Regions from separate parts of the Homo sapiens genome. Here region 1 is linked to region 2. A link is an interaction called in ENCODE POLR2A ChIA-PET data of the cell type or tissue named here. Cell type or tissue: A673. All regions are shown on one strand. Each heading gives the region's core, and the rest is flanking DNA. Links, peaks and the distances in the headings are about the cores only. Region 1 overlaps DDX4 (DEAD-box helicase 4). Region 2 overlaps IL31RA (interleukin 31 receptor A).

Region 1 (16,495 bases), core at 4,653-12,652, 160 kb after region 2:
AAGCAGAAAACATATACCAAAGTATTTTTCTTCAAAGGTTTTCACGATCAGTGTTTTTCATCCAGCTCCTTCAAAATCAGTTTTACCAGTTTAGTGTCTCTGTGTTAAGTACAAATTGTTCCAAAATGTGGTCCTTACCGCCTCTCTTGGAAAACCCTCTGTTCCGTGTTGGATTATCTTCGCAGTCATTACTAGACTCTTCAATAAAAATTTAACATGTAAATAGCATTTAATTAACTTAAATGATGCAATATATAAAGAATAGCACTGTCACAAGATAAATTAGTAAGAAGACAAAATATTTTCATAAGTTAAAATATAAACATATTTCTTCAAATAATTTTAACAGATATATAAAGACATTACTCAGAGTCGATTCCCTATACAAATCATCTCATGTATCTAAATATTAAATGTTTATTATATGAAATTGAGAACCTACTATTTGCCAAGCATTATACTACGCAAAGCAAAACAAAACAAAAAATAAGAATTTCATAAATTTCAGTTTGACCAAAAATGATTTCAGGAACATCTAAGCTATTAAGTAATCAAGTGGTTCTCACATAAGGTCCATAGACCACTAGACTCTTCTATTTATAATGTCATATCTTTTCTGTAATTTACTTTATTTTTGGAGATGGAGTCAAGCTGTATTGCCCAGGCTGGAGTGCACTGGCACAACCTCTGCTCACTGCAACCTCCGCCTCCCGGGTTCAAGCGATTATCCCCACCTCAGCCTACCGAGTAGCTGGGATTACAGGCATGCGCCACCATGCCTGGCTAATTTTTGTATTTTTAGGAGAGATGCGGTTTTGCCATGTTGGCCAGGCTGGTCTTGAATTCCTGAACCTCAGGTGATTCGCCCACCTTGGCCTCCCAAAGTGCTGGGATTACAGGCGTGAGCCACTACACCCGGCCAATTTACCATTCTTAATAAACTCAAGACATTTGTGCTTTCTTAAATATATGCAAACTTTCCCCCATTCATGCTAATGAAATAATTTGGGGATATCCTAGCTTCTCCATTTTTGATATTAGTAAGTAACATTCCCAGAGTTTTAAAATAGTAGTATGAGAGATTACTATACTGAAGGCTGCCTGAAAACTACCTGGAGAGTTGGTTAAAAATAAATTCCTAGACCCCATTCCCAGAAATGTTTATTCTGAAAGGAATGATTTTTCGAAATGTAAAAGTTCTATGTTATTACTATGACATCAGGCTTTCCAGAAGATTCCAAAAAAAGTCACATTTGGGAATACAAAGATGGTTTCAAGGGATCTTTGTACATATCATTAATATTTAATATCTGGGAACATTAAGTCAAAATAATGACAGCAAGTGACCAAACAGCTTGCAGGTTATTAGCTAAGTTCCTGTGTGAAAGTCCCAATCCATTTAACAACTAATAATGTTCTACAATAAACAGTGACCCAAAGCTCTTGTTGCAGTCTCCTATTTCAGCTGCAGCTGACAACTGACAAACAATCCTGAAGAGCCATTAACAAGACAACTTTCTGGAAGGCAGGACTTAATACAATGTAGAAGGGCAGGAAAGAAATAAGTTTTGAAAAGTTGGCCCTGGAATAACAATGATGATAACTAATATTTACTGCTTTCGAGAAAAAAAAAAAAAAAACAAAACTACTAATCTGGGACCTGGCAAGGGAAAGAGTCTCACAATATCTTTGGCCAATTATTTCCCTAAAATAAACCTACAGTTATTTTGATCACAGTGGGAATAAAAATAGAAAACATTAAGAGAAGTTGGGTGATGGGTACATGAAAAACCTCTGTACTATTTTTGCAACTTCTTATGAATAAAACTATTTCAAAATAAAAAATTACTTTAAAAAATAAGTGATCTCTATACAGTTAGGAAATAAAGCTAAGCACAAACAAAAATGAGATAATGATACCAAGATTAGTTACAACCTATTAATTATACAAAAATAACATATGGCCTGGCGCAGTGGCTCATGCCTGTAATCCTAGCACTGTGGGAGGCCGAGGCAGGCAGATCGTGAGGTCAGGAGTTTGAGACCAGCCTGGCCAACGTGACGAAACCCCGTCTCTACTAAAAATACAAAAAAAAAAAAAAAAAAATTAGTCGGGCGTGATGGCGGGCCCCTGTAATCCCAGCTACTCAGGAGGCTGAGGCAGGAGAATCACTTGAACCCTGGACGCAGAGGTTGCAGTGAGCCAAGACTGTACCACTGCACTCCAGGCCAGGTGACAGTGCGAGACTCCGTCTCGAAAAATAATAATAACAACACATAAAGTATGTACCTGGCCGTGTTCTAAATGTATCACATGTATTAACTTTAGTCTAAAGTTTCACAAAAACCTTGTGAAGTAGATATAGTCATCATTATACAAATAGAGAAAATGAAAAGCAGAAAGTTACAGGCTTTTTCAAGATAATACAATTGCCAGGAGGAGGATCTGAGTCTCACACCTACGTGTTCAAATCCAGTATCTGAGTTCCTTATCACTACAATATACCAGCTTAAGCAAAGTAGATGACAGGGGAAAAAAATTTAAAAACATACTATCCATTTGTGTCCAGAGTAAAAAGCTTCTACCGTGAGCTCAGAACTTGGGCTTGCTAACAACTGAGACAATGAATGAATTCAATCCATATATATATATATATATATATATTTTTTTTTTTTTTTTTTTAGGGGAACTAAAAACGAAAAAAGAAGAAAGTAGATCAAAACAAAGCAAGCAGGCCACTTCGGAGAGAAGTTCTCTCAAGTGCCATGAGAAACTGGAATTTGTATTCAAAAGCTCCCTGGCCCACCATCTCTACAAAGGGGTCAAGTAGGTAGAAAGGTCTGTGTATAAGTAGAAATGATCTTGAATATTAAATGAGTTAAAAGAGATCAGAACAGAAACACATAGAAATGGAAAAGAATAAAAATGATGGTATTTTTCTTCTCTCACAAATACTAGTTCTACATCATATATGTTTTCATTTGAACGGGATAGGAGAAAAAAAGAGAAGTAGGGAGAAAGAGACTGGCAATAGTTTGGAGAAACAGTCTCATTTGATAATTAAAATCCGGCCTTATACCAAAAGTGTTTTAAGGTGATCAGGTCTAGGCTTGGTTTTGACTTTGGGAATCAAAGTGTTTAATAAGATCAGCTTCAAATATTTAATGAAGATAGATGGATGACATCTGAGTGTTTGTCATGAATGTGTCTGGTATTCAGCTGTGTGCTTTTACACGCATTCTCACTTAGCCTGCCTAACCACCTATAAAATGAATACCTTCCATTCTATGGAACAGAAAACTGGCTTAGAAAAATTAAGCAACTTGTTCTACTTCAACTAGCAGGTAGCAAGGCAGAGACATGAAGCCAAGTTTGGCACCCTAAAGTGTTCTATGTTATAAAGATTTCATACATCAATGATTACCAAACACAGGAGGTATCAGGATCACCATGGATGCTTTTAAATACAGGTTCTAAGACCTCACCCAAATCGACTCAATCAGATTTGGGAATGCACTGGTTTATCGTAGTCCATCTTCTGGTATCATTATTTTCATCATTCTCATCATTCTCTGTATTCCTGTAGAGTGTCAGTACCTTCAATGGAATTGTCTTTAATTTCAGCACTGATTTACATTCTCATGAAACTTTTTCTTAGATTTATTTGAATCTAAATGTGACCCTATACATCACAAACTGTATTTATATAGAGAGTGAAGTTTCACTTCTTGACTACTTCTTTTTATTATCTATCCCCATTTTCTTAAGTTTCAGAGCATTCAAAAGTTGTACCTCATGGATTAAGGCAGATGGCAACAGGCCAAATTAGGATGCCTGAATTCTTTATGTACAAAGCAGTAATATCCTTGGTTAAGGCTTTGGATATAGCTACTTCATAAAATCTGGTTTAAATAAGTTAGAATTGGCCCGGACTAAGAGACTTAATCTTAATTTCTCTTTTTTAGCATGTACTCTTGACATTAAATTTTAAAACACAAAAATATCAACCTTACCTCTCCAGAAACCAGAGCTATCACCATCTTCAAACCTGCTGTTTGAAAAACCTATACAAAATATAAAATGAAACAATTTCCTGTACCTCTGTGGTAAAAATGATAACCACACAGGAACTACTAGTTATGATGCCTTCTAAGATAAGCGATACACAATTGTATACATAGCTATCACATGCAAATTCACTCAGGCTGTACAACAATTTCTGCTTTGTGTCAGTTTATCAACTCCATTCTCTTAAGGTTAAAAACAACTTTCTTTTCAGCCAATTCTGTATTACCTCAATTGTCATATACTCCTCTGTATGCACATGGGCAAAACAGAGGAATATGTCAGTGTAACCACTATATGTTTTCTATTTAAAACCATCAAAATTCTCAAAATTTTACAAACTCAATCTCTTCATCTGCTAAGGACAATACAACTAAATTATAACCCAATAACTCAATGATTTTCTCCTCAATAACATGAAAATCTTGTTAGCTTCTTTTTGTTTACTCTTTTTTAAAAAGTCGTCAAGTTTTGCTTTCAAACTTATTTCCTAAAAACCTATGTCTAAGAGTTATGCATCTCTGAAGCATACAGACATGTCTCTAGAATTAATTTTAAAAGCATTCATCAGTAATCTTTCATAAAATTAAAAAATGTTTTTAATAAGTTTTAATAAGATAATCTTTAGTGCAAAGGCACTCACAGAATATATACCTTGAAATTAAATGTCAATATGGAATGTCTGTCAATCAGTATTTAAACTCAATTATTAAAAAATCACTCAAGTTTTGATTGTAAGATATCATAACCAAGTAATTACCTCTGTTTCCAAAACTCTTTCCAACTCCAAAACCACCCATTGTGGATGTATTATCTCGCTTATTACACTCACCAGCATCTGAAAAAGGGTGGACAGTTAAACTCTTTAACATATAAAATTAAGTGTGTCATCATCAAAAACTAAGAATTAAATGAATTTCTGGCGTAAAGAGACTTCCAAGGATGGGAAAAGAGTAGCACAGAAACCTAAAATTAATTAATATACCTGCAACTTAAAAGAAAAACTCTTAAATTATGATACCAAGGTAAAAACAAATCTACTACCGGTGAAACACAGCTTTCTACTAGTTGGTATTATATTGGAGACCTTCAAGCAGGAAAATTCTGCTCCATAGTTTTCTATATGTTGAATTCTCATCCTGATAGAGCCAGCTATTACGCTCTGCCCTGTGTGAAAGTCACTGCTATTGAAAATCTTACACTCGTGTCCTGTTTAACTGTTCTATTTTTTATTTTTCTATTTCTTATATTTATCATATCCTTTCCATTTTTAAAATTAAAACAAGGGGCTACATAAGGGAAAAACCTAAGACTACCACTCCCCTCCTGGCCTCCCCATCTCGCCATACTATTTCCCCATACTAACCTTCTTAGCTTTGTTTCTCACTATGTAATTCTAAACACCCAACATTTTAATTCACACCAAACAACTCCAATACTCCACACTGTCAACTGCTAATATTTTGTATCTTTGTACATGCTATTCCTTTGGCATGGCATTCCCTACTTTCTTATTTGTCTTATCAAAATTCACTTCATTCTTCAAAAAACCAATTATGTGAAGTCTTCCTTTAGCCCTCCAGTCATAATTTATCCTTCTTCCACATTCCCACAGCATACTATCTGTACCTTTTTAAAGTAGTATTTCTTTCCATGTGTTTCTCTACCACTAAATTAAAAATCTCGAGAGCAGAGATGTGATAGCAAGAACGATTATTTAAAATAAAACATTAAAAAAAGAACAGGAGAGACATCCAAAACAGCATAAAATGATGCTTTAAACTATCACTGAGAAAAAAATTAAAGCATTCCCTGTGATCCCTATATACTGTCTTACTTACCTCTGTAAAACCCTTGTAGAGGGGAGTTAAAAGGGATCTGTGTAACTCCTGAAACCACCTGTAAAATTGTGTATGCCCAACTATAAAAGTATTTTAATCAGATTTCAAAGATGTGTGATTCAAGAAGTCCAAGCTACTCAGACATACTTCACAGGACATAACAAGCTAGTCGATATTTTAAGCAATGAAGAGTCAACTTCAAAAACCACATTATTAGTTATGCAAGTTCTACTGAGAAGAAAATCAAGATTGAAACTATACAGTCCAGGCGTGGTGGCTCACGTCTATAATCCCAGCACACTGGGAGGCCGAGGCAGGTGGATCACCTGAGGTCAGGAGTTCAAGACTAGCCTGGCCAACATGGTGAAACCCTGTCTCTACTACTAATAAAAAACAATTAGCTGGGCGTGGTGGCGCACACCTGTAATCTCAGCTACTCGGAAGGCTGAGGCAGGAGAATCACTTGAACCTGGGAGGTGAAGGTTGCAGTAAGCCGAGATTGTGCCATTGTACTCCAGCCTAGGCAACAAGAGCAAAACTGTCTCAAAAAAGAAAAAGAAAAAAAAAAGGAAACTATATAAAATGTTAGAAGAATCATATGGAAAATAAGTTATACTCATGGGTCTACAATGTCCCAGGTAATATAAAGCTAATTGTTTAAAGTATTAACAACTGAGAGTTCTGATCGGAAATTTTATGTGTATTTCAACCTAAAACATGAAAATAATTTGTGGTAAAATCTGCCTCAGTGATGATTTTCTCACTGAAAAAGGTTTTATTCAATAATATTTAGAAGCCTGTATCAAAATATCACATAACCTCTACTAAAATATAATTTTAAAAGATACGTAAATAATAAATATGCTCCTAAATGTAATATTAAAATATTTCTAATTTTAATAGTAGCTAACAAAATCTCATCTGAATCTCTTAGCACAATTACATTGTCCAAATAAACAATGCATCTTAATATGCAGGCTTAAAAACCAATATATATGTGTATATTTGAATAAATCATTTCTATTAGTGGCAGAAACATGTCAAAATATAAAACTCAAATTTGTGTTTATTGTATCTAAAGAAATTAAATTTTCCAAATGTCAAATAAAACATCATGCATCTTTTAGTTTCCACAGCAAAAATATCTGCAAGTCTCAATAGAGTTTTTCAAAAAATAACATCTCATAAATTCAAGAATAAGTGTCAAGTATGTTTAACAAATAGCCCTCGCTATGGCATCCCCTAAAAGATAAAAAAATGACCGTATGGATTTTCAAATAAATTTAACCTGAAGTTCTAATATGTTATTGCACTATAATAAAATATAGCACATATTTCTAGCATGTTAATATTAAGTCTAAAAATGGACTGTAGAAAGGTGTTTTGCTGTGTCATTATCTGTCATATCAGGTGGTTGTTCTAAAAGTAAAATTTAAAAATCCAATAATGGCAAAATAAACTCTTAAAAAATTAATACTAATGAGCTAACAAATGTTTCCTATACTGCCTTTTCTTGAAAAATATAAAATTCAAGAAAGAGTCCCTCTCACCTCTAATCCCTGAAGCTTTTACAAATATTCTTCCCACATCAATTGTTGGAAATCAATATCACAAACACATTAAGCAGCAGCTCTGTGAATCATCCATCCATCCAACCCATCCATCCCTCCAACCAATCTGTCTAATCAACTTAACACTACTCCCTACTATCCCAAAGAAGTAAAACAGAAAAAAGAAAATGAACTTGGAAAAATGATGAACTCATTATCTCAACACCAAGTCTACTACACACTGACTTACAACAGACTTAGCTTTGTACCAAATGGCCATGAAAGCCTCTATATATCCAATTATTCAACAGTTCAGGAGATTAAGGAAAGACAAAGATGCTTACCTCTGTTTCCAAAATTCCGCCCAGAGGCAAATCCACTTTTCATGAAATGATCTCTTCGAGAAGGTCCATCATCCATTTCTAAAGCAAACAACATTTTGAAGTAAGTCAAATAAAAACAAGTATCTAGTACTTGCAAACCTTAAGCCTTCTGTGCCACATGTGGCAAAGGAGAAATTTTATATAGCAGTAAAAAAGGTGACAAACAGCCCAGTAAAAAAAAAAAAAAATGGCTACATGAATAGACAGTTCTCCTAAAGAAAAATAAATTGTGACTAAATCTGATTCATAAAGAACTAGAAATCAAAAGACAGCAATTTTTAACCTCATAATTGAATGGAAAAGTCCCTTCTATTCCCTGAAAGAAAATAACAAAATAAATAAATTTTTAAAAAATGGAAAACAGTCTTAAATTTGCTAATAGCCAGAACAAGGACACAGGGAAACAGGCACGAAACATACACTGTATTTAGATTATAAACTAGATCAATCTTGATCCTAATTTAAAAGGCATATACTCTGAAAGTACAGTAACATGAATTTCTCCTCTGGATATAATCACATGGTTATCCAGACAGACATAAAAAAATTTTTATAAGCACTGTCTGTAATACCAAATAAATGATCAAAGTGGAATAAAGAAATTATGGTCATCCATACAATAGTATGCACAAGGATTCCAAAGAAATATACAGCATTCAACATTAAAGAGCTCACATTCTTCAACAATGGAGAGTGTTTATAAACTGGCCATGTAGAAGGGCCATAATGCAAATTCAACAAGAGTTCAATAATCAATTCATATACATGAGATTCTCTTATCACAATGCAATCAAATCAAAAGCTATTAAATATGAAAAAAATTGTTTAAAATCCCATTTGGTGACGTATTTTTAAAAACATTTCTATATAACCCACAGCTCAAAAAAAAAACTCACAATGGAAGTTTAAAAATACTTCAAATTATATGATAAAAATGTGACTTTATCAGTATTTAAATATTTATACTAGAAAATAAGAACTCAATAAGCTTAATAGCCATCTCAACAAGAATATTAGAAAAACAAAGTAAATCACACAAAAGTAAAGGAAATAAAGAACGAAAATTAATAAAATAGGAAACAGCTTTGGGAGACCAAAGTGGGAAGAGATGCTTGAGGTCAGAAATTTGAGACCAGCCTGGGCAACATAGCAAGACAGTATCTCTACCAAAAAAAAAATTTAAGTAGCTGGGTGTGGTGGTGCACACCTGTAGACCCAGCTATTTAGGAGGTTAAGGCAGGAGGATCACTTGAGCCCAGGAATTCAAGGCTGCAGTGAGTTATTATTAAACCACTGCACTCCAGCCTGGGAAACAGAAAGAGACCTTGTCTGTCTGCCTCTTTTTTTTTTTTTTTTTTTTTTTTTTTTTTAAGGAAACAAACGTAATACAGCAGCTCAAAAAGGCCAAAACTTGGTTCTTCGAAAAGACCTATAAAATTTGCCAGGGTAACCAACTACTAGAGGACTAATAATGGGGGTGAAGGGAGAACAGATACAAAGACACAAGTGAACAGTATTAGAAATGTGTTTAAAAAGAATCTCAAAGAACAGAAAGACAACTAGAGAACTTCTCTGAACAACTTTATGCTAGTAAATTAAAAGAAATGAAAAAGTTCCTAGAAAATTGACTCACCAGAAGTGACTCAAGAATCAATAAAAAACCCAACTCTCCTACAGAAGTTAAATCAGTACTTAATTTTCTGCATCAGAAAGATGCAGAGAGATCGGGTTTTACAGGTGAGTTCTACCAAACTCTCAAAGGACAAATAATTCAACTGTCATACAACTCTTCCAGGAAACAGAGAAATTACTCACCAACTCATTCTACAGACCAACATAACCTTGATATGAAAGTTCAGAAGAAAATTATAAACCTTACTCATAGATACAAAATCTCAAAAACAAATATTAGCAAACCAAACCCAACAGTAAACTGAATGGATAAAATATATTATGACTAATTGGGTTTATCCCAGTATGCAAGGGTATTTAACACTACCATATCTAAAAAAAGGTAACACACAACATTAATAAAAAATAACTAATCTCTCCAGATAAAGTATATTACATAATTTAACACCTTTCATGACTTAACATATACTTAGCAAACTAAGGAATGATGAGAGTTTGTTCATAACAGCAAAAAAGGAAACAACCCAAATGTGCATGAGAATTTTTTTGTTTTGTCTTGTTTGAGATGGAGTCTTGCTCTGTCACCCAGGTTGGAGTGCAGTGGCACAATTTCCGCTCACTGCGACCTCTGACCCCCAGGTTCAAGCAATTCTCCTGCCTCAGCCTCCTGAGTAGCTCGGACTAGAGGCGTGTACCACAATATCCAGCTAATTTTTTTATTTTTTTGTAGAGACAGGGTTTCACCACATTGGCCAAGCAGGTCTCGAACTCCTGGCCTTAAGTAATCCACCCACCTCAGCCTCCCATAGTGCTGGGACTACAGGCGTGAGCCACCGCGCCCGGTGGGTAATGTTCTTAAAATTAGTGGTGGTTCAAAACATTAAGCTTTATGGTTTACATAAGACTTCAATACAGTAGATTTTTTTCATGAAAAGGTCTTCAATAAAGATTCTACAATAAAGTCACAGGGTAACAATTATTCTTGGGAATCCTACCTCTCACTAGTTGGAAAAGAAGTCATTATATGAAAAGATACTTGCAAACGCATGTTTATAGCAGCACAATTCGCAATTTCAAAAATATGGAACCAGCCCAAATGCCCATCAATCAATGAGTGGTGTATATATACACCATGGAATACTATTCAGCCAGAAAAAGAAATGAAATAATGGCATTTGCAGCAACCTGGATGGAATTGGAGACCATTATTCTTAGTGAATTAACTCAGGAATGGAAAACCAAATAGCAGATATTCTCACTCATAAGCAGGAGCTAAGCTATGAGGATGCAAAGGCATAAGAATGATACAATGGACTTTGGGGACTTGGGGAAAGGAGTGCGATGAGGGGTGAGGGATAAAAGACTACAAATTGGGTACAGTGCATACTGCTCAGGTAATGGGTTCACAAAATCTCACGAATCTCCACTAAAGAACTTACTCATGTAAGCAAACACCACCTGTTCCCCAAAAACCTATGTAAATAAAAAATACATAAAAATGATGGTACAAGAGTAGAAGGTTCTAAGAAAGAATTAACCCAGTTTACCTTGTTATTAGCACACAATCCTAAGGAAAATATACAATTATTTCCTTTCCATTTTTTAGTAGTTTTAAATCTCACAGTACTTTCACATGTAAATGTGAAAGTTTACATTCACTTTCATGAATGTAATGATATGCTGTCATTGATATATATCACGGCAATCCCCACAATACATATTATACATAGCAATAAAAATAAATAAGACTCTAATACCAATAAATGATGGAGTATAGATGCTCTTCTTGAATGCTATGAAATCCACCAAAATAAACCAAAAGAAATAAAAATGAAGTCCATTTAAAATGAATTTAGTGTTAGTGTACACAATCCCCAACAACTGACCACAAAGAATATCTCTCAATATAGTTACACTTGGACCAAATCCAAAGAGGCTCAAATATTGAACAAGAACTTAAAAAAAATTCCATATACTAAAACCACCAAGCAAAAGAACCCAATTATGTATGAGACTTCAGTATGCGCTCTAAGACTCTATAATCTTCCAACCTTTCTCCACAGTGATTTGCCTAAACCAGAGTGAGGAAAATTAAAGGAAGATGAGAAAAGACTTAGGGGCAAAGAGTTTTGAAACTATTTAGTGGTGCTTAGGGCTGCCAGCTCTCCTGACTTCTAATCCCTTTCATTACCCCAAGTAGCTGAAACACTAACACTTAGAATTCAGTGTCAAGTCTTCCAAATAGAGACTTCAGAGTGTAACAGTAATGTGCATACAAATTACCTGGTGATCTCATTAAAACACACATTCTGATGCAGTAGTTCTGGGTGCAGTATGAGATTCTTCATTTCTAACAAGTTCCCAGGTGATGCCAATGCTACTGTTCTGCCAATCACATTCAGAGAAGATTTTTATATCCACCGAAAGACATGAATTGGAAAACATTCTTAAGAGAACCACTCATAACAGGCAAATACTGGAAACTATAAAAATGACCATCAATATTTTAATTTACGGTATATTTACATAGGGAATATCATACATCCACAAATAACCTATAACTACTTCTAACAACCTGGAGAAAACCTCAACAAAAAAAGAACACAATGTATGACGCCATTTTATATGACTGCCATTTATAGGGAAAACTGATCTATGCTGTTAGAAATCAGGATAATAGTCACTTCTGGACAGAGGGACGGTGCCTGGAAGAAAAAGGAAGGCTTCAAGGGTGCTGTTAATAATGCTGTTTTTCTTGATCTGAGTGCTGGCTTTCAGGGAGTGTTCAGCTTCTGATAATTAAGTGAGCTGTACATTTATGCTGTGTATCTTACTGAAATACATATTGAATCTATGTGTACATTATGCTTCAATAAAGTTTAAAAAAAAAAAGAATCTGCCCTGGCCTAGACAGTTTTATGAACAAATTCTATACAACTTGTAAAAAAACAGGTAATTTTCATGTTCCGGAGCTTACTGGAAAACATGAAAAGCTTGAAACCAAAACCAAGTGAGGACGACATGACAGAAGAAAACTATACGCCAATCTTACATTAATTCAGAAGTGCTAAATAAAATATCTAATTTCATCCAATAGTACAATAAAAGAGTCACGTAAGGCTTAGCCCAGGAACACAAAGTTCATTTAAAAATTCATTTACTACATTAATAGATATAAGGGAGAAATAATAGAAATCAGTAATTCTAAAAAGCCATTTGATAACATTCAACTGCCATTCCTGAACAAAACAAATATTCAAGTAGAAATGAAAAGAAACTCTCTTGGCATGATTTTAAAAAATAACTATTAGTAGCCTAATGCAAACATCATAATTATAAAAATTTGGGAGCATTCCCATTGAAGTGAGGAAAAGCCTAGATGTTTGTTATTTCTACTACTCGTCAATGAACTGTAGATTTTATCCAATGCTTTAAGACAACAAAGAACAAAATCGTTTAAGAAATGAAATTTGCATCACACATCAACAAGGAAAAGACAGAATGCTTAGATGGTGCTGGAAAAAACTAGGTTGTTATAGGGACAGAAATAAAATTGGATCCCTATTTCTCACCATATTGAAAAAAAGGGATTCAACGGTACATTTAAAAATGGTTACTACCATCAGAGAATACTACAAACACCTCTATGCAAATAAACTAGAAAATCTAGAAGAAATGGATAAATTCCTTGACACATACACTCTCCCAAGACTAAACCAGGAAGAAGTTGAATCTCTGAATAGACCAATAACAGTATCTGAAATTGTGGCAATAATCAATAGCTTACCAACCAAAAAGAGTCCAGGACCAGATGGATTCACAGCCGAATTCTACCAGAGGTACAAGGAGGAACTGGTACCATTCCTTCTGAAACTATTCCAATCAATAGAAAAAGAGGGAATCCTCCCTAACTCATTTTATGAGGCCAGCATCATTCTGATACCAAAGCCAGGCAGAGACACAACAAAAAAAGATAATTTTAGACCAATATCCTTGATGAACATTGATGCAAAAATCCTCAATAAAATACTGGCAAACCGAATCCAGCAGCACATCAAAAAGCTTATCCACCATGATCAAGTGGGCTTCATCCCTGGGATGCAAAGCTGGTTCAATATACGCAAATCAATAAATGTAATCCAGCATATAAACAGAGCCAAAGACAAAAACCACATGATTATCTCAATAGATGCAGAAAAAGCCTTTGACAAAATTCAACAACCCTTCATGCTAAAAACTCTCAATAAATTAGGTATTGATGGGACGTATTTCAAAATAATAAGAGCTATCTATGACAAACCCACAGCCAATATCATACTGAATGGGCAAAAACTGGAAGCATTCCCTTTGAAAACAGGCACAAGACAGGGATGCCTTCTCTCACCACTCCTATTCAACATAGTGTTGGAAGTTCTGGCCAGGGCAATTAGGCAGGAGAAGGAAATAAAGGGTATTCAATTAGGAAAAGAGGAAGTCAAATTGTCCCTGTTTGCAGACAACATGATTGTATATCTAGAAAACCCCATCGTCTCAGCCCAAAATCTCCTTAAGCTGATAAGCAACTTCAGCAAAGTCTCAGGATACAAAATCAATGTACAAAAATCACAAGCATTCTTATACACCAACAACAGACAAACAGAGAGCCAAATCATGAGTGAACTCCCATTCACAATTGCTTCAAAGAGAATAAAATACCTAGGAATCCAACTTACAAGGGATGTGAAGGACCTCTTCAAGGAGAACTACAAACCACTGCTCAACGAAATAAAAGAGGATACAAACAAATGGAAGAACATTCCATGCTCATGGGTAGGAAGAATCAATATCGTGAAAATGGCCATACTGCCCAAGGTAATTTACAGATTCAATGCCATCCCCATCAAGCTACCAATGACTTTCTTCACAGAATTGGAAAAAACTACTTTAAAGTTCATATGGAACCAAAAAAGAGCCCGCATCGCCAAGTCAATCCTAAGCCAAAAGAACAAAGCTGGAGGCATCACACTACCTGACTTCAAACTATACTACAAGGCCACAGTAACCAAAACAGCATGGTGCTGGTACCAAAACAGAGATATAGACCAATGGAACAGAACAGAGCCCTCAGAAATAACGCAGCATATCTACAACTATCTGATCTTTGACAAACCTGAGAAAAACAAGCAATGGGGAAAGGATTCCCTATTTAATAAATGGTGCTGGGAACACTGGCTAGCCATATGTAGAAAGCTGAAACTGGATCCCTTCCTTACACCTTACACAAAAATCAATTCAAGATGGATTAAAGACTTAAACGTTAGACCAGAAACCATAAAAACCCTAGAAGAAAATCTAGGCATTACCATTCAGGACATAGGCATGGGCAAGGACTTCATAGGGCAATGGCAACAAAAGACAAAATTGACAAATGGGATCTAATTAAACTAAAGAGCTTCTGCACAGCAAAAGAAACTACCATCAGAGTGAACAGGCAACCTACAGAATGGGAGAAAATTTTCGCAACCTACTCATCTGATAAAGGGCTAATATCCAGAATCTACAATGAACTCAAACAAATTTACAAGAAAAAAACAAACAATCCCATCAAAAAGTGGGCAAAGGACATGAACAGACACTTCTCAAAAGAAGACATTTATGCAGCCAAAAACCACATGAAAAAATGCTCACCATCACTGGCCATCAGAGAAATGCAAATCAAAACCACAATGAGATACCATCTCACACCAGTTAGAATGGCAATCATTCAAAAGTCAGGAAACAACAGGTGCTGGAGAGGATGTGGAGAAATAGGAACACTTTTACACTGTTGGTGGGACTGTAAACTAGTTCAACCATTGTGGAAGTCAGTGTGGCGATTCCTCAGGGATCTAGAACTGGAAATACCATTTGACCCAGCCATCCCATTACTGGGTATATACCCAAAGGACTATAAATCATGCTGCTATAAAGACACATGCACACGTATGTTTATTGCGGCATTACTCACGACAGCAAAGACTTGGAACCAACCCAAATGTCCAACAATGATAGACTGGATTAAGAAAATGTGGCACATATACACCATGGAATACTATGCAGCCATAAAAAATGATGAGTTCATCTCCTTTGTAGGGACATGGATGAAATTGGAAATCATCATTCTCAGTAAACTATCTCAAGAACAAAAAACCAAACACCGCATATTCTCACTCATAGGTGGGAACTGAACAATGAGATCACATGGACAGAGGAAGGGGAATATCACACTCTGGGGACTGTTGTGGGGTGGGGGGAGGGGGGAGGGATAGCATTGGGAGATATACCTAATGCTAGATGACGAGTTAGTGGGTGCAGCGCACCAGCATGGCACATGTATACATATGTAACTAACCTGCACAATGTGCACATGTACCCTAAAACTTAAAGTATAATAATAAAAAATAGAAAAGAAAAAAATTAATAAATAAATAAAATAAAAATGGTTAAGACAGTAAATTTTCTATTATGTCTAGTTTACCACAGTTCACAAACAAAACTCCTCAATAACTAGAGACCAATGGTCAGGGCTGACCAGAAAAACTTTAGCGTCAAAGATTCCTTTTTTGTGAGTCATTTAGGTATATTCATACTGCATACACTATGTCTTGATTTGACACTCAAATAAATATGGCCACCATGATTCAAAAAGGATGAGTTCAGACGATTAAAAGCTCAATGTGAAAGGCAAAAGTCTAAGGAAGATAATGTAGGAGGCTACTTTTTGACAGAGATGGTGAAGAATTTCTTAAACTACAAAATCAAATCAAGAAGCAAAAAAATTATTTAATAACTTCAGAATTAAATTTTTGATTAATAAGGCATACCATGAACAAAGCTGACAGACAACAGAATGGAAGAAGATATTCAGTGTCTAAATCAGGAAAGAGCCTAAAATCTAGAATATTAACAATGCCTGCCAATCAACAATAGGAAAAGCTAGCTCAATAGACAAATAGACTAAAAATACAAACAGGCAACTTACAAAAGTAGAAACTTACAGAATAA
Region 2 (16,333 bases), core at 8,334-16,333:
GGTTGGCTCTTGGACAACTTAGTAAGATCATGGAAAGGCTGCTTGGGTTCTCCATAGAAAAGTTCTGTCTCCATCAAGGGAGGAAAATGTACCTTTCAACTCAAAATTCAATATTTGTTTTTAAATATAGCTATTTTCCCCAACCGCTAAAGATTTTCAACAGATACGAAGCCAGAGCTTAGTTTTAGAAACCTGTGGACATTCAAACCTGATTCTTTATTCCCTGTGACTATGGTTATGTCATTTTACATGTCAAAAAAGTGTATCTAGAATTGTCATTTCTTATTTTTGAGCTTTTTTTAGTGAGAATTATCCCCTCACTTAAATGGCTTTTTATTTAAACATCTGTGCATTCTGTATGAAATTGTAGTCTTTCTGGGATAACATGGTGAGCTATATGGTGGTAATCCACACACACAAAAATAAAAGCCAAAAAAAAACCAAAACCCTCAGGTAAAGTATTTCTCTTTCTTCAACTGTCTCATTAGCCCTGGCTGTGGATGGTCTTTCTGAGACAGGCTAGCCAGAGTAATTCAACGGCCACAAGTGGTTTCTCCCCCAGAGTGCTGGTTCAAACTCTGAATGAGACCAGCCTGTTGATTAGAAATCTAATACCTCAGTCCAGGCCTACTTTCCTAGAACAATCTTCACTTAGTAACAGGTCCAAGACACAACTATTAAGTATACATCTGGGTCCCTTCCCCGTAGGAAAAGGTTTTCCCTGCAGTCTTGCCTGTAGTCAGAAGCAGCCTGTTGACTAATGATAGCTTTTAAATGAATTTATAGAAAATTCTTGGAAATAGGCTCTATAAGCTTTATGAGAGGGATAATGCTTTTAAAGGAATGGCATGAAGGGGAATATTTAAATAAAAAGGCACTGAGATTCTGACAATAGAAACCATAATTCTGCATAAGCGTTCTGAGAATGAAAAGTCAGCCACTCTTCAGGTCAAAGTCAGTGTGGATTTTGCCAGTTGTTCAATCTAGACATACGAACACCAGGGCTACCCAGCCAGCATCAGTGCCTAGGAAAGGACCTCCAAGAAACTTTTAACTGCCACGGTCAGAATCGAGACTAGACATTGCTGCTGGGGGTGAGGGGCCGCTCCTCTTCAAATGAACCGGCAGACCTTTCTGATCACCTGCTGGGGGCCACATGCCGGAGCAGGGTGTCCAAAGGTGAGCAAATATATGCCATCTATGAAGTGTTTACTGTGGGTTATGAAATCCTAGAAACTTATGAGGTAAATACCAGCACCATTTACAAATGCAGCCTCCAAGAGGTTGAATAACTTGCCCGGGGTCATGTGGTTGACAAACAGTGGAGTTCCAACTCCAACCTGATCCAAAGTCCGCATTCTTTGATGTGTACACCAATTGTACCCAACCACTTAAGCAAAATTCTTGATGACGTCATGCCCAGGCTAGCTTAAGGAGAATGCACACCTGCTTCCCAGGCCCTTCAAACTCTTCTGAGTTTCTCTTCCCCTCATCTCCCTCCCCACCACCCTTATTTGTGAATATGGGGCACCTTGTGCCCTCAAGCAGCCCCCTGCAATTGCCTACCTTGAAGTGTCCTAACTGAGCCTCGAGCCCAGAGCAGTACTTCTCCTTATGCCCTCAAGGTTTACTCCGAGGCTGGCTCCCCACCCCTACTAGCACATACATTTGCTCTGACCCTATAGAGCAACCCCTGCAAAAGAGGTCAATGTGTCCCACTTTCCTGAGAATGCACCCTCACACGACCCCTGGAGTCTCATTCTTTTGGCCAAAGAAAGACTCCTCTAATGGTGGAATCTAGCCCATGGCAACTAGTGACAGGAGGATCTCCGGCAGGGGCTTTTCCTGGGTGCTCAGACCACGGTCCTACCCCAGGTGGTTCTGTCCACAGACTTCCCCGGGCCCGCTGCCTAGCGCGAGCACCCGTTCCAGCCTGCCTCACCTTCACGGTGCCGCCAGCCACTCCTCTCCATCTCCTGCCACTCCCAGAGGGGCTGCCTGCTGCTGCCCCGCTGTGCTGACCTCATTCCCCACATTTGCTTTCTGTCCTTTTGGGGCCTCGCTGGACCTTTCCAACCCCCCAGCTGCACACTTTATAGTTTCCAGAACATACTGAGTTTCTTCTAACCTAGCCCATGCACATGATTTCCTCCCCTAGAATGTTCTCCAGTCCCCAGTCCCTGTTAAGCTGGGAAATTCTTACTGGTTCACCAAAAATCAACTCAAATAGATACCCTCTTGAGGGAAATCTTCCATTCTTCTCTCTCCTTCCCCCTGAGTTAAGGGCCTTCTATATCCTGGCACCTACTGCTGGGCCTCTGGAGAGAGGGCCCCAGCTCAGTCCTCTCCTGGCCCAGCATAGTGCTCGGTGTTTGGCAGAGCTTGCTTATATGAACAGGTAAGTGGGTGAATAAACAAGTTATTTTTAATTTTAAAAAATGTTTAAAATGTGTCTCAGGTTTCTTCTAATCCAGAGTTGCACAGTGCCATAGGCAGTCAGGAATCTGCCTCCTTCGCATCTCAAACCTGGGATCATTTCCTGATTCCCATCCCACCCTGGCTACAGGCAAGAGCTTCCCCCAACCAAGAGAGAGAGAGTCTTGCTCTGTTGCCCAGGCTCAAGCAATCCTCCCACCTCAGCCTCTCAAGTAGCTCAGACTACAGGCAGCACTGCCATGCCCGGCTAATTTTTCTTTTTTCTTTTTTGTAGACACGGGCTCACTTTGTTGGCCAGGCTGGTCTCAAATGCCTGGCTTCAAGCTATCTTCCATCCTTGGCCTTCCAAAGTGCTGTGATTACATCTCTGAACCACCGTGCCTTGGCAAGAGCTTTCATTTGAAGCAAAATATATACTCAATCCAAAAGCAAAAATTTAGAGAAAATTAAAGTCAGATGGATCCTTATTAAATCATTTTATCCAAACTCCTCATCCTGGACGAGGAAAATGAGGTCCAGAGAAGAGGGGCCAGCAAACTTTCCAACAGCACAGGAGAAAACGCTGGGTTTGTGGGTTATAAAAGGACGGCCCTGCCCTTTGGGAAGTTACTGTCTAGTGAGGAAGACGGAGTGAACCAGGATCAGGCTCCGCCTTAAGAACACATCAGAAAGTGCAAGTAGGCTCAGGCCCTACAAACCAGGCTACGACCAACCCCTGGCCAAACACCAGGCAGCTCCCAGTATAAAACAATCCCCCAATTCCTCAACGAGAAGATCCCAAGAAAAGTTTTTGGACAGCTTAACTGTGTGAGCTTTACAGATGTTGATTAAATAGTCAGATGTCTGCCTATGATCCATATTTTAAATAAGATGATGTGGAACAATGCAGAAATATAGAATTGATTTTGTTCACTCGTACTTTATGAAGATAGTTCCATGCAACTCTTCACTTGCAATTGGACACTGAGGTCCTTCCTCGTCATTACCAGATCCCCTTTGTGAATCATAGGCACAGGTTTTGGGAGCTCGTTCCTAACATTTCCATCTAGTTGTGTGAGAGACAGCAGACAATGCTGTCGTGGAAAACAGTATTCAAGCCTTAAGTATCCACTTTTATCTTAAGAGACTTTCCCCCCATCCCAGTAATGTAACCTGTTACCATTTTGCTTTTTAAAATGGTCTTTAAAAAACTTTACACTGAAATCTAACCTAGTTAATATTGAGATCATATCCCAGGAATAATGACTAAATCCCTTGTCTCCTTTTATGCCAGTTCCTTCTGGTGATCTCCGTGTGATTCTCAAAATTAAAAATTAACATTGGATGAGGTCATTTTAGTGAATGGGTCTTTCGCAAACAGAACTTTTGTGTTTAAATAACGAAGAGAGGCCAAGCACAGAGGCTCACGCCTGTAATCCCAGCACTTTCGGAGGCCAAAGTGGGCAGATCACTTGAGGTCAGGAATTTGAGACCAGCCTGGCCAACATGGTGAAACCCCGTCTCTACTAAAAATACAAGAATTAGCCTGGCGTGGTGGTGCGGCACCTGTAATCCCAGCTACTTGGGTGCCTGAGGCAGGAGAATCACTTGAACCCGGGAGGCGGAGGCTGCAGTGAGCCAAGGTCATGCCACTGCACTCCAGCCTGGGTGACAGGGCGAGAATCTGTCTCAGAAAAATAATAAATAAATAAATAAGAAGAGAGAAACTGTGATATGAGAAACTTTGTAAGTACTTTACTAAAGCACTCCCTCTTTTTTGGGGAAAGATTTTTCAGAAAACATTTTATGTTCGGGCAAAAAGCTGTGCTCATCGGGATGCCTTCCTGGAGGAAAAGCATCTTCTGTAGAATTTTGTCGTGCAGGCATGAGCTGGTGACCAGGAGAGCCAGCAGTGTGCACAAACTGTTTTCAAATCAATGTTGCCTCAGTTCTCTGGGTCAGACTAAACTATAATTCTTATTGTTACAATGAGACTTGTATTTCAGGACTGGCCGGAAGAATTTTTGTTGACCCCTCTGAGCAACATCTAGATATTCCCTGCCCTCTTTCCAGCCCTTTGCCAAAGATGTGACTTCAAGCAAGGAGGACCCCTCAGTCCTCATATCTCCATCAGCCCCAGCAGGGACACAGATGGATTTATCTACAACCCATGCTCAAGTGCTCGTGGGGAGGTAATCTTACACTTTTTCTACTCCCAGGACAGAAAGGAATGCCCAAGGTGGCACCTAATCATACACCTCTGACCTTGAGGCAGGTTCAAAAGAGACGTCTAATCACCACCGTGTTTTTGAAACACAATCTCATGCTGTGGCCCAGGCTGGAGTGCAGTTATGCGCTCTTAGGTAACTGCAACCTCGAATTCATGGGCTGGAGCAATCCTCCTGCCTCAGCCCCCAAAGCAACTGGGATGACAGACGTGTGCCACCAGACCTGGCTAATTTTTTAAAAAAAGTTTTGTAGGGATGGAGTGTCACTATGTTGCCCAGGCTAGCCTCAACATCCTGGCCTCAAGTGATGCTCCTGCCTTGGCCTCCCAAAGTGCTGAGATTACAGTTGTGAGCCACTGTGCCAGTCCAACCACAACATTTTTACTACATTTAAGGCAACATCAAACAGGTTTCTGTCTTCTCCAATAGAGTCATGTGTGAATGTAAGCCAGCCCCATTTCCAAACAAGGAGGCTTTCTTCGTGCAGATAATTCTGCAGGTGTCAGATTTTCTACTGATTCCATGCTAAATGAAAGGTCACAATCTGGTGATGTCAAAGGGCCTCCCGTAGCAGAGAGAAGAGTAAGAAACACAGTGGGTGAGATAAGAGAGGTACCCAGGGCACACAGTCATGGGAGGTACTTGGTGCCCTTGCGTGACCCCGAAAGTGAGCACCTCCTTCTGTTGGGAGCCCTAGACTTGCCCCAGTCCAGGCCCTGCTTGGTGATGATGTCACCAGCTGGGGAGCTGGGCTTTCCGTCATTCATCCCATGAGATGGGGACTATTCTAGTTCTTTCTTGTCTTTGAGATTATTGTAACACCTACTTGAGGAATGGACAAGAGAGGGTAAGCCTGAGACAGGACACTACTCAGGAGCACTTTTCTCATCAGGGTGAAGTCTGAAGGGGGCTGAGGCCAGGAGAAAAATAGGAAAGCAAAGCCAGCTCAGGAGCAGCGCGGCCAGACGTGGCGACTGGTTAGCTGGAGGCTCCAGGGAAAGAGAGGGGCAATGAGCCTGTGAGGTGAAGGAAGGGTAGCTGCTTCCAAGCCTGGGAACATCATGTCCAAGGAGAAGCATCCTGCGGAGGGTGAGGGAGGCCTGAGGCTCCAGAAACCAGGTGGCACCTCCCCTCCTGAGGAGGCCTGTGCATTGCTTGCAGGGGCTCATGCAGTGTCCATGCCACGACTATGGCTGTGTCTATGAAATGTGGGGAGGGAGGGTTTCTAGATTGTGGGACTGGCCTGGGACCCTAACAATGGCATCTCCAGGCAAGCACTAAAGGCAAAGAGCTGAGAAATAGCTCGTTTCCTCTTTTTGGACAATTCTAGACAATCCCCTGCCCGGCTTCTCCTCCTTGCCTCCTCCTTTATTTCAGCATCGCCGCCTAGCCTCCCCAGGCCTGCCGTGAGGTTCTGGGGTCCTTCAGACTGGGCGGACCCCTTCTTGTTTGTGGACAGTATCAGGAAGGAGACCCTGAGAGGGGGCTGGAAAATAGGGGACTCTTGCCCTATGCACTCACAGCCAGGTTCACACCTCCCCAGAGTCCACCCCTCCCCTGGCCCCACACAGAAATGAAAACCAATGCAAAGCCACCCTTTAGAAACAGCATGGGCTTTCCTCACCTCAGTTACCTCATCTGTAATGATGACAACAAGCCCCACTGTTACTCACCCCGCGCTTACTATGTGCCAAGCACTATGTGCAGCAAACAGTGGTAGAATGAAGTGGTAGAATCACTGCTTCGTTTCACTGCCCCAATTGTTGTGGTGATACTATTTCACCCATTTTACAGATAAAGCAACTGAAGCTTAGAGAGGTTGAGGAACTCGTGGAAGGCAACAGAGGAGCAGGGAGCAACGCTGGGGCTTAAAATTCAGTCTGACCCCAGTGCTCCTGCTTCAAACGACTACATTCTACCTTCAAAATAGGGGCGCACTGGGCTGGGCACGGTGGCTCACGCCTGTAATCCCAGCACTTTGGGAGGCTGAGGCGGGCGGATCACCTGAGGTCAGGAGTTCGAGACCAGCCTGACCAACATGGAAAAACCCCGTCTCTACTAAAAATACAAAATGAGCCAGGTGTGGTGGCGCATGCCTGTAATCCCAGCTACTCGGGAGGCTGAAGCAGGAGAATCACTTGAACCTGGGAGGCGGACGTTGTGGTGAGCCGAGATTGCGCCACTGCACTCCAGCCTGGGCAACAAGAGCAAAACTCCATCTCAAAAAAAAAAAAAAAAAAACCCAAAAAACAAACAAACAAAAAAAAACAACTAGGGGAGCACCCACTCCAGAGCTGGCCAGGCTGGGATTAAACGAGATAGTCTTTGAAAAACACACAGGACAGTACCTGGTGTGTGTTATGTAAATACGTGCTCTGCATTTTGTATTGCCAAATCTGGCAACAGGATCTGCCCCCATCTCCACCAGCTTCCCTGGGCTTTGCTTTCCACTGCGGGCACCTGCAGTTATCTTTCCACAGCTTCCCTCAGGCTACCGGAGCCTGACTCCTGGCCTCCAAGCACACAGTCAAATGTGCCTGGAGGTTTCATACCCTGTGGGGACAGCTGTTTACTAGTAGACTGAGGAGCTTAGGAGTGTGATAGCCCAGGCCCCTTGCCTGGGGAGGACACGCGCCAAGGACTGAGTCACTTACCTCCAGCATCATCTGGGGATGAGACTGGCGCTGACCTGCAGGGCTCTGCCTGAAATCCCACCCTGCCCTGGCGTCTTCCCCTCCTCTCAAGCCTCCCTCACTCGCTCACCAGTTTCTCTTGGGAATGTGCCCTGGATGAATTAGTTACACCTGGATGTTTGTCTCAGGATTTGCTTTGGGGGGACTTAACCTAAGGTTCCATTCCTAACCCCATCCCTGTACAAATACAGCATTCAGAATTGGGACACTTTGGGCGTGGTCCTTATCTGCGGTGACAGTGTTCACAGGAGGGTCCAGGTGATAGTTGCACACAGAACCACCCAAAGCGTCAGACTCACTCACCAGACCTCAGTTTAGCAAACTCCAGAAAGGCCCATCAGGACTACCTGTTAATGCTTCACGTTTAACACCTAGTCTGGGACGAGGGGAAACGATGGCTGGGTCCTGTCAGCCTGCAGGTGACCTCCTGCCTCTCCACCCACAGCCCAAGCTGACCCCAACCCTATGCCCTCCACCTGGGACCACCCGGCAATGGTCTCCAATTAGACGCCAGCAGGGCATTTTCATTACAACACTTAGCCAGAGATATTCTATCCACCTGGCAACAGAGAGGCAGGCTCCCAGGCCAGTGAGTTTTTTTGGGGACCTACAAAAATATGCTTGACCTGAAGAAAACAATTGATGGCAAATAACCAAGAAAAGAAAATCACAAAATTGAAGAATATTTAATTAAGTGGGTTCATTAGTGATATGATTTGGCTGTGTCCCCACCCAAACCTCATCTTGAATTATATTCTCATAATTCCCACGTGTTGTGGGAAGGACTTAGTGGGAGATAATTGAATCATGGGGGCAATTCCCCCAAACTGTTCTCGTGGTAATGAATAAGTCTCACGCAATCTGATGGTGTTTTTTTGTTTTTTGTTTGTTTGTTTTTTGCGATGGAGTTTCACTCTTGTTACCCAGGCTGGAGTGCAATGGCGCGATCTCAGCTCACCGCAACCTCCACCTTCCAGGTTCAAGTGATTCTCCTGCCTCAGCCTCCTGAGTAGGTGGGATTACAGGCACGTGCCACCACGCCAGGCTAATTTTGTATTTTTAGTAGAGACAGGGTTTCTCCATGTTGGTCAGGTTGGTCTCGAACTCCTGACCTCAGGTGATCCGCCTGCCTCGGCCTCCCAAAGTGCTGGGATTACAGGCAGGAGCCACCATACCTGGCCGATCTGATGGTTTTATAAGGGGTTTCCCCTTTCACTTGGTTCTCCTTCTCTCTTGCCTGCTGCCAAGTAAGACGTGCCTTTTGCCTTCCACCATGATTGTGAAGCTTCCCCAGCCATGTGGAATTGTGAGTCCATTAAACCTCTTTCCTTTATTAATTACCCAGTCTCAAGTATGTCTTTATTAGAAGTGTGAGAACAGACTAATACAATTAGCTTTATTATTTTAGAATTTATAAATGTTATCACACTTGTAAACATGCCGTGAGTTAAGTTAGCTTCCCACCTGTTAAGTTAGCTAAGCCCTGACTCTGACATGGGACTTAGCCTGAGGCATTAAGATGCTCTTACAGGGACGGTGTCCATCTGGAAGCCCTGTCAGTCCATTCTGCTGTCGGCAGCACAGTGACGGGTCACCCATGCTCAGTCACCTAGGCTGGAGTGCAGGCCTCAGGGGTACCGTCCTGAGCTCCTTCACTCAAGGCTCTCTCAGACAAGGAGGTCAGGAGGACTCAAAGGATGATATTCAGGACTCCTGGGGTTTTCATTTTGTTTTGTTTTTTGGAAGATTTTGTGCCGGGCACAGTGGCTCATGCCTGTAATTTCAGCACTTTGGGAGGCTGAAGCAGCAGGATTGCTTGAGGCCAGGAGTTCAAGACCAGTCTGGTCTGAGTAACAAAGCAAGACCCCCATCTCTACAAAAAAACAAAACAATCAGCCGGGTGTAGTGGCACAATCCCAGCCATGTGGGAGACTGAAGTGGGAGGATTCCTTGAGCCCAGGAGATGGAGGCTACAGTGAGCCATGATCACACCACTGCACTCTGACCTGGGCAACAAAGTTAGACTGTGTTTCTAAGAAAAAAAAGATTTTTTTAAAATTTCTTGTTTTATATTTTTGATGGGGAAGGGGTAGTGAGGGGATAAGGATCTAGAAAAGAGTGAAAATTCTGATATATGATGGGAAAACATTGCTTTGGGTTCAAGAGAAGATGCCTTTGGACAGAGCATTCTCCCTTTGTTTAAAGTAAGGTGTTCTCCGGACCCAGCCCCTGAGAAGTCACGAAATCGTCAGTCTAGGAGGCTGCTGTCTTACCATCAGGAAGGAAATCAGCATCCTGCATGCCTGTCATTTTTCCTGGAACTCATATTTTTTCCTGAAGGACAACAAAGTCTGGCTGATAAAACGTCTTGGGAGGTATTTGACGTCCAGAATCCTTAGCATTTGTTGACTTATAGGGAAAAGTGCAATTTTGTTTCTAAGTAAATACATATTATTTCTTTCAAAAGGCCAACTGGATGTGTTTTGTGTCCTGTGGCTTGTTTCCTATGAAGGAAGGTTTGAAATCAAGCCCCTGGGAGATGTGTGAGGTGCACATATGCAGTCGTGGTTTTGACTGAACCAGCACCCTAGGCTTTTCACTAACTGGGGTGCACCTTCCTGGACCCCTGAGCCCTGCACAAACTCCAGCACTTGCTAATCCTTAAGAATTCTGAATTCAGATGGAAGTTCATTTGGACCTTATTGTTATTGGACTTCCCCTTATTCGCCCTTCCATGGGCCTGCGCTTGTGGTTCTGATGGGCCGAGGCCAAGACAGCCCCTGGTTCTACCCCCAGAGTCTGCCCCTCCTGCTCTCTCAGGATCTTGTCCCTGCAGAGCAAGGCCTGTGGGAATCCAGCTGGGCCAGGGACCTGGGATGTCTAATTCTAGGGGCACTGTTAGTGAGCCCCCTGGGCCATGGATCTAGGGCTAGGTTTTCTAGGCCCTAGATCCTTTGGCCCTATAGCTTTGACAACAATAAGATGAGATTTTGATGGGTTTCTGGGCTCAGTTCCCATCAAGCTCCCATTGGGTTCTGATCTCACATAAGACTATATAGCCACAGTCTTCTATGGGCCAGGAACTCCTAAAAGGACAAACCTGGCATCTCGGGAGAAAGTCCCTACATGGAGACGGAGGCTTTAGTTGGGGCCTTCATGCTGTGCAGCCCAGGTCCTGCACACAGAGCGAGTGTGACTGCAGAACTGAGAGACGCAACACCGCTGGCTCCGCAGACGGAGGAAGGAGCCGCAAGCCAAGGAATAAAGGCATCGCCTAGGAGCTGGAGGAGGCAAGGAAGACTCTTCCCTATGGCCTCCAGAGAGGAACACAGCCCTGCCAGCACCTGGACTGTAGCCCAGTGTGACTTCCAACCTGCAGAACTGTGAAATCATCAATTCCTGTTGTTTAAGGCATTGAGCTTATGGAAATGTGTTACAGCGGCAAGAGGACACGAATCCTTGCTAAGTCTGTGGACTCTGAAAGTGTAACTCGTGAGCCAATAACTTATTTTTATTTTGATACGAGTCTCGCTTTGCCCCAAGGGCGCGTGGGGGTGGGGGAGGGGGAAGGAGGGGTGGGAGGAGGCACCCACGTGGTACCTTATTCCAACAGTCATGGGACATCCACTCTTCCAGCAGACCTGCTTTTGCCCTGCCCAGCTCCTGGGGGTGCTTACAGATTCTACACCGTCATGGGACTACCTGCTTCTGTAGCCATCGTAAACCCTTCTGAAGCTCTGGGTCCCTGGGGGCTTCTGTCTTCTTGTCACCAGGGCTGTGAACATGGACATGGTTCCCCTCTCCATCCCCACACCTGCCGTCAGCATTTCTCTTAGACCTCACTGGCTCTAAAACCAGTCTCAAGAGCTCTCTGCAGGCACCCAGGGGAGAGGGGAATGGTCTACACGTCTCACCAAAAAGGGGTCCCCTTGGAGTCTCCACTCCTCTTGATCTCCCCAGTCCCTTGGTCATCTTACTCACCCGAGGTAGAAAAGCACAAGGAAAGTCAAAGGGCTGGGCTCCAACCCCCCACTTCCCGCTTAGAGCCTCAGAGAGCCTCCGCCAAGTCATCTAGCCTCTCTGAGCACAGCCTCCTCATCTGCCACTGGCCAGAGCTACCTACTCACAATGCAGTTGTGAGGCTTACTGGGTACTGCGTGCCACACCTTGAGCACAGCACCTGGTGTTAAATGCCAGTCAATGGTTCTTCATAAGCTTAGTGATGAACAGGGGTCTCTGCGGGTGAATATCACCCTGCCCCAGGGCTTCTCCTAGATCCATGGTGGATGTTTGTCATACACTTGGGTACTTACCAGTCTGTTCTGTGTCCGTATTCCTTGTCCCAAAATTGTTTGGTCTCACTTGCTTTCTACACCCCCTTTTTTTTAAAAAAAATCTGGCAGTCCCCCGAACCAGAATGGGTTGAGTGACTCCCTGCTTTCTACACCTCTAGAAAGTTCTAGCGGTGCAATTTTCTCACTACCAAAAACGGAAACAAGTTCAGCTGCCTGGAGAAGCTGCCAGACGGGCTGTAGACCACGTTCCCTTTAAACCACGGCCTGCGTTGTGACAAGAGTCTGTGGGCAGCCAGAGGGAGAGGAAGATCCAGGGGCTCTTTCTTTCTTTAATGGAAGTGACCCAACTGTGTTTAGAAGCTGAAGGGAAGGAATGGCTAAAGAAAAACAAATTGAAAGTACAGGAGAGGCCGTGGTGGGATGGGCGGGAGACAGAGGAAACAGCAGGCACCTGCCACTCTGAGGTTTCCTGGGAGCCTGAACAGGAACAGGTCAGGGAGCTGTAGCTGCGGCGTAGCCTCAGAGCAGAGAGCTGAGACCCAGCGGCAGCTCCAGGAGCGGGAAGGAGCCTGGAATAGGAAGACAATGAGAGCCCGGGCGTGGGTCTCGGATCCTCCACAGGAAATGCAGGCAGGAGTCATTTCCTGCAGCAAAGAGTGTAATGAGCTGCCGAGTCCTGGTCAACTGGAGCCCTTTCCCACAGCCACCAGGCTTCCCTGATCTCTCACGTATTTACATTGTGGAGCCTCAGTTTAGATAGCTGAGTAGGTAAAACTTTAAGACAGGGTCTTGCTCTGTTGCCCAGGCTGGAGAGCAGAGGCACGATCTTGGCTCACTGCAATCTCTGCCTCGCGGGTTCAAGTGATTCTCCTGCCTCAGACTCCCGTGTAGCTGAGATTACAGGTGCGCACCACCACGCCTGGCTAATTTTTGTATTTTTTGTAGAGACAGGGTTTCAGCATGTTGCCCAGGCTGGTCTCAAACTCCTGACCTCAAGTGATCTGCCCACCTCAGCCTCCCAAGGTGCTGGGATTAAAGGTGTGAGTCACTGCACCTGGCTGAGTGGGTAAAACTTTAATATAGAAGTATAGTATTACATGAAAATAGTATAGAAGTATAGTATTACATGAAAATAGTATAGAAGTATAGTATTACATGAAAATAGTATAGAAGTATAGCATTACATGAAAATGGTATTATGGCTTTTTTGTATGAAAGGCCCAAATACAAAAGCATTTTAAAAGCTGTTCCTATTACCATAACCATGTTTTCACACTCTACTTAATAACAGACTTCTCATGCACATGCATTACAGATTGCATCCGTAGGTGGTCCATGTGTGGAAAAGACCACATACCCAGTCTTCAGAGATGGTTCTCTTGGGGCCACAGATTCAGTCTTCCTAGTTGGAAAACTCTGCATGTCCTTTCTAATTTGCATAGACCACAGGACACCTTTCTCGCATTTTAGTCCACACTTATATTGAAGTTGGGCAGGAAGACAGAATTCTAGTCCTAAAAATGAAATGCATAGTACAAGTATCTCACTTCCCTTGAACAGCCACGAGAGCATTGCTGACAGCAGGTTTTGCCCTCTTGTGGAGTTCTGCCCCTCCCCTGCCCCTTGCTTCTCCCCAGCCCTTTTCATCAGCACACGACAAGCGTCTTGGGCAGCACAGCCCTGCATAGAGCTCTGTGTCAAGGGCTATTGTGGCCTGGGGTCTCTTCCAGCATGGATTGGAGCTGTTTGTGCTTCGGAGCAAACTCTCTCCCCACTGACCCCAGTGTCCAAAGGAAATGAGGACTGCTGTTATCCTTAGTCACACTCCACTCTTCAGGAACCGCCCCCCCCCCCCGCCACAACATAAGAGTGCAAGACACTGACCACACTACACATTTTGATTACAAGTAGGCTTGTCAATAATCAACATTTACGTAGAAACAATTAACAAAATACACCAGTGTGAAATTTCTTTTTCAGATGCCCTACAAAAACAAGTATTTTAAATAGTCAACCAAATGGCAAAGTCCACCCGCTGTGCTAAGGGCCTACTGAGTCCCTCTTATTTCTAGCAACTCAGCTGGTCTGTCAATGTCCCCAGGAGCACGGAGGCAGAGAACATTCTGTAATGTCAACACAGGGACATGGCAACAATAAAAAAAGAAAAGTTTGGCTTCACAAGGATTAAAGCAACACAAATAACTATAAAGTTTCATTAACTATTCCCGATAAATTGACAAAATCAAGCTCACAGTGGTAGACAGCTGATTCTCAGTGGAAAAGGACAAAGGATCCGTCAGACATGTCTGGTGATACTGTAAATCAGCATAACCTTTGATGGGACACAGTCACGCAAAATGTGACAACCATAAAATTCTGACCAGCAATTCCACTTTTGAAAACAGCCCCAAAGAGACAGGACAAAGGTAAGAAAAGATAAATGTTTATCGCATTGCACTCTATACTAGGAGGACCTTTAAACGAATCCTATCAACCAAGGGATGCCTTAGCAAACCACACCATGCAGGCCCGCCATGGGGTTTTTCATGGATGTTCAAAATGCTTTGCTCATGCATGAATTTTTATATATGGGAGAACATAATGTATTCAGTATGATTTGCAATTAGCTGAAAAATGTGTACAGGTGCACACAGATCATGTTAGGAGTTAATTAAGCATGACAAATAATTGCTATTTAAAACTCTTGGGATTACTGCTGTAAAGTTGAATTTAAAACAAATTTTAAATTAGAAAAAAGAGGGGACACCTAGAGGGGAGTCTCACCCATGTGAACACTGTGTGTGGATCTAGAAGGCAGAGGGTAGTTCAGGCCACGACTTCTCAGCCTCAGCACTGCTGACATTTTCTGCCAGATAATTCTTTGTTGTGAGGGCTGTTCTGCGCATTATAAGATAATTTCCAGCATTGCCGGCCTCTACCCACTAGATGCCAGTAGCACCTTCCCAGTCGTGACAATCAAAAATATCTCCAGGCATCACCAAATGTCTGAGGTTTGGAGGCTGGGGGTCAAAATCACTCCTGTTGAAAGACCACTGGTGTAAGCCACCAACTCTCGACCTTAGCTATGGGAAGGGGACAGGAATTTAGGAGGGCTGGTGGGGAACCAGTAAGTGTGTGTGCACCCTTCAAAGAGGGCAGTCCTTATTTGGTCAGAAATTCAGAATGACATATCCTGATTTCTTTTTAATTTGCAGCTAATTCAAAGTTGAAACATAGTGGCAGTCTGAGTTTCATGTCTGTGGGTTATGGTAGGCGTCCACAAATTTTTTCTGCAAAGGGTCAGAGAGTAAACGTTTTCTGCTTTGTGGGAAAAACTCTGTGTTGAAACTACTCAACTCTGCCTTTGTAGGGGCAAGCCGCCATAGGGAATAGGTCAACGATGGGCATGGCTGTGTTCCAATTACACTTTGTCAACACTACGTGAATTTCTTGGACTTTTCTTGTCACAAAATGTTATTCTTTTTGTTTTCAACCATTAAATAGGTCATTATAGCTTTTAGTTCATGAACCTACAAAAACAGGGCCTGGATTTGGCCCGTGGGCCACTGCCCTGGGTGGCAGGGTGCCTGCTGCAGCAGGAGTAACTAGGGGCGTGCTGGAAATGGGGACAGAATCAGACTGGGGTGGACAGGCCAGCACAGGCTTTCCTCGCACACAGAGCATCAGCAGAGCAGCCGGAGGCATCCATACTGTGGGCCTCTCCTTTTTCATCTCTCCCCATCTCCTGCCTCCTCCAGACCCTTGCGTGGTGTTTTCACACCGCTGCCTCCCAAGACACCAGAAGGAACTTGTGGTCTTTTTATTTAAGCCACAGACTGGTTTCTCTGTCATTCTTTAAAAATTTTCTGCTCTTACTGTTAAAGAAAGGCCACTAACCTAGCTGTCTGCATGGATCCCAGGGTCTCAGAAAACTGGTTTATCCATTTTTAATAACCTTGCTAAAACACAAGTCTTCCTGTTTGTGTCCTCACAATGTCTCTGACAGTAAACAGGGAAAACACAGATGGCCTTCTCCAGCCACAGAGGCAGTCCCTGGTGCCCAGAGCGGGGACAGTTGGTGACTCGATCCAGGAGAGGAAGTCACCTGCGCCCTGAACTCTGAGGCTCACATCCTGTGAACCTGCTCAGGAGAGCTAAGGTGTGGCCCACCAGTGCCTTTTGGGGACTCATAGAAACAGCTCCTCTCACCTAGAAAGAAACAGAGCCACCATCTTCCCACCCCTCAAAGGTAATAAAACCATGGAAAATGATCAAAGGAGGCTGATGGAAGGGGAGAAAGGAATGAAAAGAAACAAGAAAACAATAGCAAGTGTTAAAAGATGAGAAGCTCTGGCAGTGGGGGAAAACAAAGCACAAGATAGGGGCAAGAGGAGAGAAAGGAAAGAAGAAATGAAACAGGAAGGGCTGGGTGGGGATTTGCAAATTGTCCAGCAAAAGACGCTTCCAGCTTTGATGATGAAGGAGCAGGGGCCAGAGGGCAACATCCTTATCTCTGGAATCCACTCACAGGAGCCATTGGGGATCCATTTTCTCTCCCATCAAATTCTTAGATTTTAGGTTCAGAAGCTTCATCTACATCCAGGTGTGAGACAGACAAGTTTGGGAGAACTTGTTCCAGGCTCTCCTCTCACCCACCTCCCACAGAATTTGAGAAAATTCCCCCAACTACAGGTGGGCAGGA

The links. ChIA-PET counts read pairs that join two places held together with the same protein. Peaks named below come from ENCODE experiments on the same cell type or tissue, not always from the same donor. Only the 100,000 strongest peaks of a DNase experiment are listed, where the experiment ranks them.
Region 1: POLR2A ChIA-PET joins it to region 2 with 11 read pairs; 3 of 35 experiments call an interaction of 5 or more read pairs at or near these places.

The regions. Positions count from the first base shown.
Region 1 is chr5:55,751,584-55,768,078 of GRCh38, reverse strand. It overlaps DDX4 (DEAD-box helicase 4), which reads right to left. Exons shown (of 22, transcript NM_024415.3): 4 at 7,802-7,879; 5 at 4,827-4,904; 6 at 4,015-4,065; 7 at 139-198. It also overlaps the pseudogene LOC107986371. Among named protein-coding and RNA genes, the nearest start is that of DDX4, 22 kb to the right of the region's middle. In A673, for the core only: no CTCF peak of the experiment used is centred there; no DNase peak of the experiment used is centred there.
Region 2 is chr5:55,919,208-55,935,540 of GRCh38, reverse strand. It overlaps IL31RA (interleukin 31 receptor A), which reads right to left. Exons shown (of 15, transcript NM_139017.7): 15 at 12,691-16,333. IL6ST (interleukin 6 cytokine family signal transducer) reads left to right here. Exons shown (of 17, transcript NM_002184.4): 17 at 1-446. Among named protein-coding and RNA genes, the nearest start is that of IL6ST, 68 kb to the left of the region's middle. RefSeq lists an enhancer at 12,109-12,709. In A673, for the core only: a CTCF peak has its summit at 14,591 (motif pointing right); a DNase peak (open chromatin) is centred at 12,240.